Linked DNA regions of Homo sapiens: region 1 is linked to region 2. A link is an interaction called in ENCODE POLR2A ChIA-PET data of the cell type or tissue named here. Cell type or tissue: Caco-2. All regions are shown on one strand. Each heading gives the region's core, and the rest is flanking DNA. Links, peaks and the distances in the headings are about the cores only. Region 1 overlaps LOC105376025 (a long non-coding RNA gene). Region 2 has its middle 18 kb from the start of PHF24.

Region 1 (5,379 bases), core at 250-5,249, 73 kb before region 2:
TGTTGTCAGTAGTAATTATGCTTATCATGTAAAATTGTTGTATGCCACAGAAGTAACTAAATTTCCTTGTCAGTCCTGTCTAACTATGACTGTTCTAAGAGTTTTGTCATCCACAGTTGTTTTACTTTTATCCTTTTTTTTTTCTGAGAAAGAGTCATACTCTGTCACCCAGGCTGGAGTGCAGTGGTGCAATCTTGGCTCAATGCAATCTCTGCCTCCCGAATTCAAGTGATTCTTCCACCTCAGCCTCCCAAGTAGCTGGGATTACAGGTGCATGCCACCATGCCCAGCTAATTTTTGTATTTTTAGTAAAGATAGGGTTTTGCCATGTTGGCCAGGCTAATCTCAAACTCCTGACCTCAAGTGATCCACCCACCTCAGCTTTCCAAAGTGCTGGGATTACAGACATGAGCCACTGTGCCCAGCCTACTTTTATCCTTTTCAAAAGGTGATTTTATAAATAGCTATATGACTCTGACAGGTGCTTTTGAATGCAGGTTTCTGATAACTTGGGAGATTGTGACACTAGAATAGAGGAGAAACATCTAAGACTCCTGTAGACAGTTAATGTGTTCATAAACATTGAGCAGAACCGGAGTTAATTACATGGACTAAACTAATGGAAAACTGAAATAATCTTTTTATGACTTTGTTTGAAACATTGGTAATTCTTTTGTTTCTGAGTCCAGAAAACCCTTTTTCTTTGAGCTATTTACAGCTTTTAACAATTGGGTAAACTAAATTCCCGTGAGCAAAATCTGAAGCATATTCCTCTACCTGAATTCTCCAGAATTTGAAAACTATTAGCAAGTATACTTAATTTATAGCAGTCTAGTTATTTGCATAAGTTCAATAAGAATCTGTTTTCTTTTGTAACAGGATACAATTGAAGACACTGGTTATTTTACCAAGGCTTTGATTGGAATGGCTTACTTTCAGATATAAATCAACTGCTTTAAGGAATCAAAGTTGACTTACAGAGTCATAAAAGCCCCTTGGGAAAGCTGGCCTCATGCCTTTCCACACAGTTCCTGTACAGTTTCCTGACGTGTGGTAAGTAAAGCATGTCACTTTCTGGGCCAGCTGTGGTGCCTCATACCTGTAATCCCAGCACTTTGGGAGGCCAAGGTGGGTGGATCACTTAAGGTCAGAAGTTTGAGACCAGTTGGCCAACAGGCCAACAGAGCAAAACCCCATCTCTACTAAAAATAAAAAAATGAGTTGGGCATGGTGGCATGTGCATGTAATTCCAGCTATTTGGGAGGCTGAGGCACGAGAATCACTTGAACCTAGGTGGCAGAGGTTGCAGTGAGCCGATATTGCACCATTGCACTCCAGCCTGGGTGACAGAGTGAGACTTTGTCTCAAAAAAAAAAAAAAAGTCACTTTCTGATAGGCCCAGGAGACTCAAATTATCTTGGGAATTCACCCAATTAATACAGGTATCTGCAGGTACAGGCTAGGCTCAAGTCCAATCTGAAATTTCTTATGGAATAAAGTTCCAGCAAAGCCAGTTTTTTTTTTTTTAAAGAGCCTATATGGCAAATAATTTTTTCTTTTTTGAGACAGAATCTTGCTCTGTTGCCCAGGCTGGAGTACAGTGGCACGATCTGGGCTCACTGCAACTTCTGCCTCTGAGATTCAAGTGATTCTCATGCCTCAGCCTCCTGAATATCTGGACTACAGGCATGTGCCACCATGCCTGGCTAGTTTTTGTATTTTTAGTGGAGATGGGTTTTCTCCCTGTTGCCCAGGCTGGTCTTGAACTTCTGGCCTCAAGTGAGCCACCTGTTTCGGCCTCCCAAAGTGCTGGGATTACAGGTGTGAGCCACTGCGCCCAGCCAGCACATAATTATTCTTGCTGACTTCATGCAAATACACAGGCCAAGTATAATAAGACTAACACTTATTTTATGCATAAATTTGTCCTATGATTTGTATTTAGTGAAAATGGGGACTGGAGAGAGAAAAATTATTTTTCAAAGTGAACTATAGTGTACCTGTTATTAGATTCTAGTCTTGCCTAATATTTTTCAATTTTTATTATTTTCTAGTTTGGACTGAATTTAAAAATTTTGGGGGGGTACAGGTATTCAAAATAATATTTTCAATTTTTTTCTTCTTTCCTTCCTTTTTTTCCATTTTTTGTGATTTGAAATCACTAAAAGTTATGCTGTGCTTTCTTAAAACCCTGTGAACTGAAGCTACACAACTTAAACTTCAGAAGAAAATAACAGCAACCTATATGCCAGCCTACTGATGTATGAACTTCAGAGAAAAATGGCTCTATCTTTTCATTTGTTTGTTGTTTTCTTTCTTTCTGTCCCTATTTTCTGTTTGTAGAACATGATACTTTACAACCTGCTAAAAATGAGCTTTTCTAATAATGTGAGACCTACCTGTCTAGAATAGATCATCCTAGCTATAAGTGATCAGAAAAACCTGAGACTGGAGACTCATTTTCTTCTAAAATGCTCTTTCTGAAAGATTTTAAAAAGAAACAGAAAAAATGTGAAAGGAAAATAAATCTCGGATTCCAAAATCACTAAGCCAAGGGAAAAGTCAAGCTGGAAACTATGTCAGGCGAACCTACCTCCCATTTTATTCCTAAATAAGACAGCTACAAAGATAAAAAAAAAATCTCCCTCACAATTTGCCCACAAGGAAATTTCTTGTGGGCCTCAAGATCTTTACCCTGAAACAGTTCTGTTGAATTTCACCCTGGCAATGTAAACTGATAGCTTATTTTCACAGATGTGGGACAGGAAGTCATCCCTCTGCTCACCTGAGACAATTGCATATCCGATTGCTTCCTGTGCCCTATTGTTTATGTAAAAATGCAGATACACTGAGACAGACTAAACTTTTTTTTTCTTTTTCTTTTTTTTTTTTTTTTTTTTGAGTCAGAGTCTCACCCTGTCACCCAGGCTGGAGTGCAGTGGTGCAATCTCAGCTCACTGCAACCCTTGCCTTCCAGGTTCAAGTTATTCTCCTGCCTCAGCCTCCCATATAACTGGGACTATAGGCACATGCCCTCATGCCCGGCTAATTTTTGTATTTTTAGTATAGGGGTTTCTCTATGTTGGCCAAGGCTGGTCTCAAACTCCTGAGAGTGAGAGGTCCTGAGAGACCTCGAGTGATCCACCCGCCTCAGCCTCCCAAAGTGCTGGGATTACAGGTGTGAGCTACCATGCCTGGCTCAGACTAAATTGTGTATTCAGTGAAAGGCTGATCAAGGACTCAAAAGAATGCAACCTTTTGTCTTTTATCTACCTATAACCTGGAAGCCCACCCTCACCCCCATCCCACTTTTGAGTTGTCCCACCTTTCCTGACTGAGCCAATGCACATCTTACACATATTATGTCTCATGTCCCCCTAAAATGTATAAAACCAAGCTGTATCCCAACCACCTTGGGCACATGTCATCAGGACCTCTTGAGGCTGTGTCATGGGCGTGTCCTTAACCTTGGCAAATTAAACTTTCTAAATTGTTTGAGACCTGTCTCAGATATTTTGGGTTCATAGGTGATTCTTTTCCTGCTGGAACTGATTGTAAGCAGGTAAAAGCAGCCACGCCACTTCTTGAAGGCTTTGCTGCTTAGAAATTTCTTCCACCAGATGTCCTAGGTCTTTACTCTTAAGTTTGACCTTCTACAGAGTCCTAGAGCATGGAGACAATGCAGCCAGTTCTTTGTTTATACTAACAAGGTTTGGTCCAGTTCCTAATAAATTCTTAATTTGTATCTGAGATGTCAGCTTGGCCTTTACTGTCTATATTTGTATGAACATTTTGATCACAACCACTTAATCAATCTCTAAGAAGTTCCAAACTTTCCCTCAGGAAAAGTTTGCCCTGGCTGGTTTTGAACTCCTGGCTTCAAGTAATCCTCCCACCTTGGCCTCTCAAAGTGCTGGGATGACAGGCATAAGCCACCATTCTCAGCTGATGCCTTCCATTACTTGTTCTTGTTGAATAGCTCTGGTTAGAACTTCCATTACAATATTGAATAGCAGGGCATCCTTTTCTTGTTCCTGATCTTAGGGGGAAAACTTTCAGTATTTCATCATTGATATCCTGCTAGCTGTGGCTTTCTCATAAATGCTTTATATCGTGTTGGGAAATGGTCTCTTTATTCCTAGTTTTCTTAATTTTTATCATTAAAAGGTTAGATTTTGTTAAATACTTTTTCTGTGTCAACTGAAATGATCATTTGGTTTTTCCCCTTCATTCTGTTAATATGATGTGTTACATGGATTGATTTTCTTATGTGTAATCACCCCTGCATTCTTGGAATAAATTCCACTTGGTTATGGTGAATGATCATTTTAATTTGCTGTTGAGTTCAACCTGCTAATATTTTATTGAGGATTTTATCATCTATATTTATAAAGGATATTGGTCTGTAATTTTCTTTTCTAATGATGTCTTTATCTGCCTTTGGTATCAGGGTAATGCTAACCTCATAGAATTAGTTAGAAAGTTTTTCTCTGCTTCATTTTTTTGGAAGAGTTTAAGAAGGATTGTTGTTAATTCTTTAAATGTTTAGTAGTTGATATCTGCATCATCATCCTAAGGGTGTCTCCAGCTATATTCATCTCAGTTTTCAATTTGCTTTTCTGTCCTATCAGTTTTCTCTGTGGAAGGCAAATATGTTCCATGAAGAAGGCTGTTAGATGTTGTATAGAACTCCTCTCCATATTTTTCTCTTAGTTTTTAATATATTTCTATGTCAGGTTTGATCTGCTTGGTCAACAAATGATACTGGTGTAACTGGGAAGTGGCATAATGTAAAAATCCCAGATTGGAGTTTTTCCTTTTCCTCTCCCATCTTTCTGTATCTTTTCTCATAGTCTTTTTGTGAACATTCTTTTTTTTTTCTCCTTCTTCCTGCAATTCCCATTTGAAATGAGCCTTATTAACTTCCCAGTTTGCAGGTAGTTTTAAGTCTTTTATCGTCCTCCACAACTTCTTGGCGATTTAATTTCCAAGCTTCAGTCTCTTTCAGGTGCAGCTCCCAGAATTTGTGCAGTCTTGGTTCATGCTTCTGAGTGGCCAGCTCCTCAGCTGCTGCAAAAGCCTCCTTCTCCATGCTGTCCACTGACACCTTCTCAGCCATAGTCTCAGCTGTCCTATGGCAGTGCTTTTCTCCATACTGTACCCCCCAACTCCCCATTTTGATACACAGTTTTGCTGGGCATAGACTTTTTTCTCTTGTACTCTTAGTATGCCCATCCCCTGCCTTCTCGATGGCTCCTGATGACAAATCAGCTGTTAATCTTATTGAGGATCCCTTGTATGTGAAAAGTCATTTTTCTCTTGCCTCTTTCAAGATGATATTTTTCTCTTTGTCTTTGACAGTTTGATTATGTTGTGTTT
Region 2 (5,379 bases), core at 272-5,271:
AATGCTATGCCTCCCCCCTGCCCCCCATCCCATGACAGGCTCCCGTGTGTGATGTTCCCCGCCTTTGGTCCAAGTGTTCTTACTGTCAATTCCCACCTATGAGTGAGAACATGCCATGTCTGGTTTTCTGTCCTTGTGATAGTTTGCTCAGAATGATGGTTTCCAGCTTCATCCATGTCCCTGTAAAGGACATGAACTCATCGACAAAGGCATTCTTTTCAATTCCAATCAGTAAAGAGGATCAGAAACAGTTTATATTCATATGGGATGGCCAAAAATATTCATTTACAATTTGCCCTCAGGGTTATGTTAATGCCCCTGCCCTCTGTCATAATATAATTTGATGAGATCTGGACTACCTGTGTATTTTGCAGAACCATCACACTAATCCATTTCATTGATAGCATGCTGATGTGCTCTAGAGGGTGGGAGACACCCTAAAAGATTTAGGAACCTACAACTTCAGTGAAATTTTTAGGGATCATTAGAAGTTTGTTGGCATATCTTTCCAAAGTAAAAAATGAATTGCACCTCATGTATCCCCTACCATAAAGATGGAAGTACAGTGCCAGCAGACTTCTTTGGGATCTGGAAGCAACACATTCTACACCTAGGAACATTGCTCTGTCCCAACATGGAAGGCTGCCAGCTTTCAATGGGACCTGGAAAAGAAAAGGGTTCTGCAGTAGGTTTAGGCTGTGGTGCGAGCTGTCCTGCCAGTAGGATTTGGAGGACCCTAAGGTGTTGGAAATGTCAGTGGTAGGAAAAGATGCAGTATGAAGGTTATGTTAAGCTCCCAAGAAGGAATCACAATGCAGGCCTTGGAAGTCTGGCTACTGCTGCTTCTGAATGTTTAAGCTATCAGCAATAGAGACCAATGGTGTGCCCTTGATGTGGCACTATTCCTTGAGACCAACCAGCCACTTAGTGACAAGTCAACTACATTGGGCATCTCTCATACTGGAAGGGTGCTATGGTCTGACTGTTTGTGTCCCTTCAAAATTTTGAAATCCTAACCCCCAAGGTGATGGTATTAATAGGTGAAGCCTTTGGGAAGTGATTAGATCATGAGGGTAGAAATGAATGGGATTAATGTCCTTATAAAAGGGGCCCAAGGGAGCTTGTTTGGCAGAGAGCATGGTGGAAGGCGTCCACCATGTAAGGTTACAGTGAGAAGACATCTGTCTATGGAAAAATAGGGTCCTCACCAGACACTGAATCTGCCAGTGCCTTGATCTTGGTCTTCCCAGCCTCCAGAACTGTAAGAAATAAATTTCTGTTGTTTATAAGGTACCCATTTTATGATATTTTGCTATAGCAGCCTGAACAGACTGAGACAAAGGGCCAGTGGTTCATCCTTAGAAGGACAAATGACTTATTCTGGGTATGGGTTTGTCTTTGCTACCATTCATGCCTTAGCCAGCATCACTATTCAGGGGCTTATGGAATGCCTGCTCCACAAGCATACAATCCCACAGAGCATTAGCATCCAGACATGAGACCCACTTCCCAGTGAAGGAAGTGTGGAGTTGACCTATGATCATATTGTCTACTGGCCACATCACACATAGCATCATCCAGGGGCAGATGGTCTCAGAAAATGCTAGACCAGCCATTTAAAGGCACAGCTAAAGTGCCAGCTTGGTGGCAACATTCTGAAAGGATGGGGCACCATCCTTTAGGATGCAGTATATAGACAGAGACCTTTATATTGTGCTAGGTCCCCAGGAGGAAGAATACATGCGTCTAGGAACCAAGGGTACAAGCAGGAGTAACCCCACTTACCCTTACTCCTAATGACCCACTGGGGGATTTTGTATTTCATATCCATGCAACTCTGAGCTCTGCAAAATTGGAGGTGTCCTGGTCTCCAAAGAAGGTGCACTCTTGCCAAAAGATACAGTCAAGAGTCCCACCGAACTATAAGCTATGCCTCCCACCAAGGCATTTCAGGCTCCTTGTGTTTAGGAACCAGTCTGAGAGAAAAGGAGTCACCATATTGGCAGAGGTAATTAACCATGATCAGCAGAAGGAGGAAAGGCTGCTTTTACACAGTGGGAACAGGAAGGGAATATGTGTGAAATCTAAGTGACACAGTTGGACACCTCCTGGTATTCCCTTGCCTTCTCAAATGGACACTTACACAACTCCAGCTGGAGAAGGATGTGATTACCAACGGCATGATTACCAGACTCTTCAGGAGTGAAGGCTGGGTCACACCTTGGTGGCAGGTAAGCCACCAAGACCTGCCAAGGTTATAGATAACAAAGAGGGAACTTATTTTATTTTTTCGGAGAGATGGGGTCTCACTATGTTGCTGGCCTGGTCTTAAAACTCCTGGCCTCAACTGATCTTTCTGACTCAGTCTCCCTAAGTATTGGGATTATAGGTGTGAGCCACCACACCCTGTAAGAATTAAAGAAAGAGGAAAGAAACACCAAAGGTGGCTCACCAGTCAAGACAGGTTTTTTTTTTTTTTAGAGAAAACAAACCTGAGAGGAGCATTCTAGCCAAGTTAGGTCAGAGGCACACTCTCTTACAGGATTCAGGGTGGGAGAGTTTATCAGAGGCTTGGACTGCTTCTGTGTGTCTTTGTTGTGCTTATCTGGGAGGGAGAATTGTGTGTCTCTTCCCTCCCATCTTTCTGCAGCTGCAGGCATACCCTCAAAGTCTGCTTTTAGCTCCCCTATCTTAGTGCAAGGAAAGGAATGTGCTTATTAAGGCCCACTGTTTCACTGGGGCCCATTGTATAAGGGTGAAGTTTGGCAGTTACCCAAGAGACTTTCCCCCCACCTCCCTCTGTGCCTGAGCTGTCTTATCTGTGTTTTACTGTCTGCTCTTTCTGGCTGCTTGTAGTTAGAAGAGAAGTGATTTCCTTGAAATGTATGAGGCTAGAAAGGGAGCTGGAACTTAAAGTGGCGGTATTTGTCTGAGATGACAGTGCTCCTGCTCTGTCACACCCCACCTCAACAGTGAGGGGAATTTAGAATGGAGAAGGGAGAGTATGTGTACCAGTTGTAGGCCTGATATCAACAGTAGTGATGTTCCACTAACCTGGCCCTTCTAAGTTTACCTTTAGGAAGAAGGGTCTGTGGGAACCATAGAGGAGCTGCTCCTCAGTCCCCTGAGTAGAAGTAGATGTGTGGGACCATGAGAATGTGCCTCTCCAATCTCCTACTGTAGGGAATACAATTGGCTGGTGCTGTGTTCTAAACACATCACTACATTTGCTCTGAGGCCATGCTTCTCATGGTCTGCTTCCAGCCAGTGATGGCACATGGCAGGGATATTATGGCAGGTCCATTCTTATGAAACATAGGACTCCTCTGACAGACAACTCTGGCCTGAGAATTCTACGTGGCACCCTAAGGCCTGACCTATCCAACCTTTCTTCTTTCCTCCTCTCCTTCTCAGGGGTCAGGTGTGCATCTCTCTCTGACAGCTCCCTCAGCATCCTCCTGCTTCCTCCCAATTACCTTTTGCAGGCATTTCCCCCAATATCCTGCAAGTCTACACCGATTCTTGGCATCTACTTCTTGGAGGACCTAAACTAAGACACATAGGTATAAATTTACCCATTATTTTATTATTATTATTATTTGAGATGGAGTTTCGCTCTTGTTGCCCAGGCTAGAGTGCAATGGCACGATCTTGGCTCACTGCAACCTCCACCTCCTGGGTTCAAGCAATTCTCTGTCTCAGCCTCCCGAGTAGCTGGGATTACAGGCATGCGCCACCACGGCCGGTGAGTTTTGTATTTTTAGTAGAGATGCGGTTTCTCCATGTTGGTCAGGCTGGTCTTGAACTCCTGGCTTCACGTGATCCACCTGCCTTGGCCTCCCAAAGTGCTGGGATTACAGGTGAAAGGCACTGCACCTGGCCAATTTTATTATATTATTTTTTTTTAAATAAATCACGCTCATGGCTTTTTTTTTTTTTTTTTTTTGATGGAGTCTCGCTCTGTCGCCCAGGCTGGAGTGCGGTGGCACAATCTCAGCTCACTGCAAGCTCCGCCTCTTGGGTTCATGCCATTCTCCTGCCTCAGCCTCCCAGGTAGCTGGGACTACAGGCGCCCGCCACCACGCCTGACTAATTTTTTTTTTTTTTGTATTTTTAGTAGAGATGGGGTTTCACCGCGTTAGCCAGGATGGTCTTGATCTCCTGTCCTCGTGATCCGCCGGCCTCGGCCTCCCAAAGTGCTGGGATTACAGGCGTGAGCCACTGCGCCCAGCAACAGGCTCATGGCTTTTTTAACCCATTTTATAGATGAGGAAACTATGTTTCAGGGAAGTTCAGTAACTTGCACAGGGTTATATCGCCAGTAAGTGTCAGAGCTATGATTTAAATCCAGATAATCCTGGCGATATAACCATGTGCCTAGATCTCAATTTCCTGTTTTCCTGCCTCTGCAGTTTCTGTTTGCTTCATTTTCCCTTACTCTCCCGGAAAGGCTTTTGAATATTCTAGTCTGTCTCTGCCCTGCAAAGGCAAGAGGAGTTTTTGACTACATTTGTAACATAACGTGAAAGAAAGAACTTTGTATTCCTGGGGTGGGCCTCAGTTCTTGAGGTAACAAGGGAAGGAGAAACTCAGGGAACAGAGTTGGGGCTGCTTTGCTGAACTTCCCCTCACTGCCTGGGGAGTCTCCTGGAAGAGTTAAACCTTGAAAGTTCTGTTTTATAAGAGACCATATGCTAGAACATGTGCCTTCTTCAAGCAAAATCCTCTATGATTTTGTAAGGCTTCCTCTTCTTCATTAAACAAAACACAAAATTTCTAAGGTTAACACACTGGAATGAAAATCAAGGGCTGTCTCCACTTTGTGGCCCGGGCTCTGTGCCTGTGGAATTCATCCATCTTTTTCTGATCAGTTTCCCTCACCACACTGGCCTCAAGAAAACACTGTTCCTTCAACACTCTGATTCTCACGTGGACACAGGGCTTTTGTTAGATTCCCTATAAAAATATGGAATATCTGATTGAGATATTAGTAAAGGATAACAAAAGGGAAACTAATCTAGAGAACCATGAATCTATTTCAGACAACATGACTTGGAAGTCAGAGCTTTATTTTCAGAATCTTCATGATCCTTTCCATCTCTGCGCAGGGCTAGCCAGGTTCTTCCCTTCCTGGCCCTTGGTTGGCCTCCAGTAGGTGAAAACCATTACCTTTTACATCAAGCGAGGCCAGACAGCTTTCTGCCTTGTTGTTGTGATTTTCATTTTTTTTTTTAAATTGATCATTCTTGGGTGTTTCTCGCAGAGGGGGATTTGGCAGGGTCACAGGACAATAGTGGAGGGAGGGTTAGCAGATAAACAAGTGAACAAAGGTCTCTGGTTTTCCTAGGCAGAGGACCCTGCGGCCTTCCGCAGTGTTTG

Evidence for each region. ChIA-PET counts read pairs that join two places held together with the same protein. Peaks named below come from ENCODE experiments on the same cell type or tissue, not always from the same donor. Only the 100,000 strongest peaks of a DNase experiment are listed, where the experiment ranks them.
Region 1: POLR2A ChIA-PET joins it to region 2 with 7 read pairs; 5 of 35 experiments call an interaction of 5 or more read pairs at or near these places.

What each region holds. Positions count from the first base shown.
Region 1 is chr9:35,010,439-35,015,817 of GRCh38, reverse strand. It overlaps LOC105376025 (a long non-coding RNA gene), which reads left to right. Exons shown (of 4, transcript XR_929579.3): 3 at 880-1,053; 4 at 2,169-4,320. It also overlaps the pseudogene SYF2P2. Among named protein-coding and RNA genes, the nearest start is that of DNAJB5, 23 kb to the right of the region's middle. In Caco-2, for the core only: no CTCF peak of the experiment used is centred there; no DNase peak of the experiment used is centred there.
Region 2 is chr9:34,937,502-34,942,880 of GRCh38, reverse strand. It overlaps a transcript of PHF24 not described here. Among named protein-coding and RNA genes, the nearest start is that of PHF24, 18 kb to the left of the region's middle. In Caco-2, for the core only: no CTCF peak of the experiment used is centred there; a DNase peak (open chromatin) is centred at 2,680.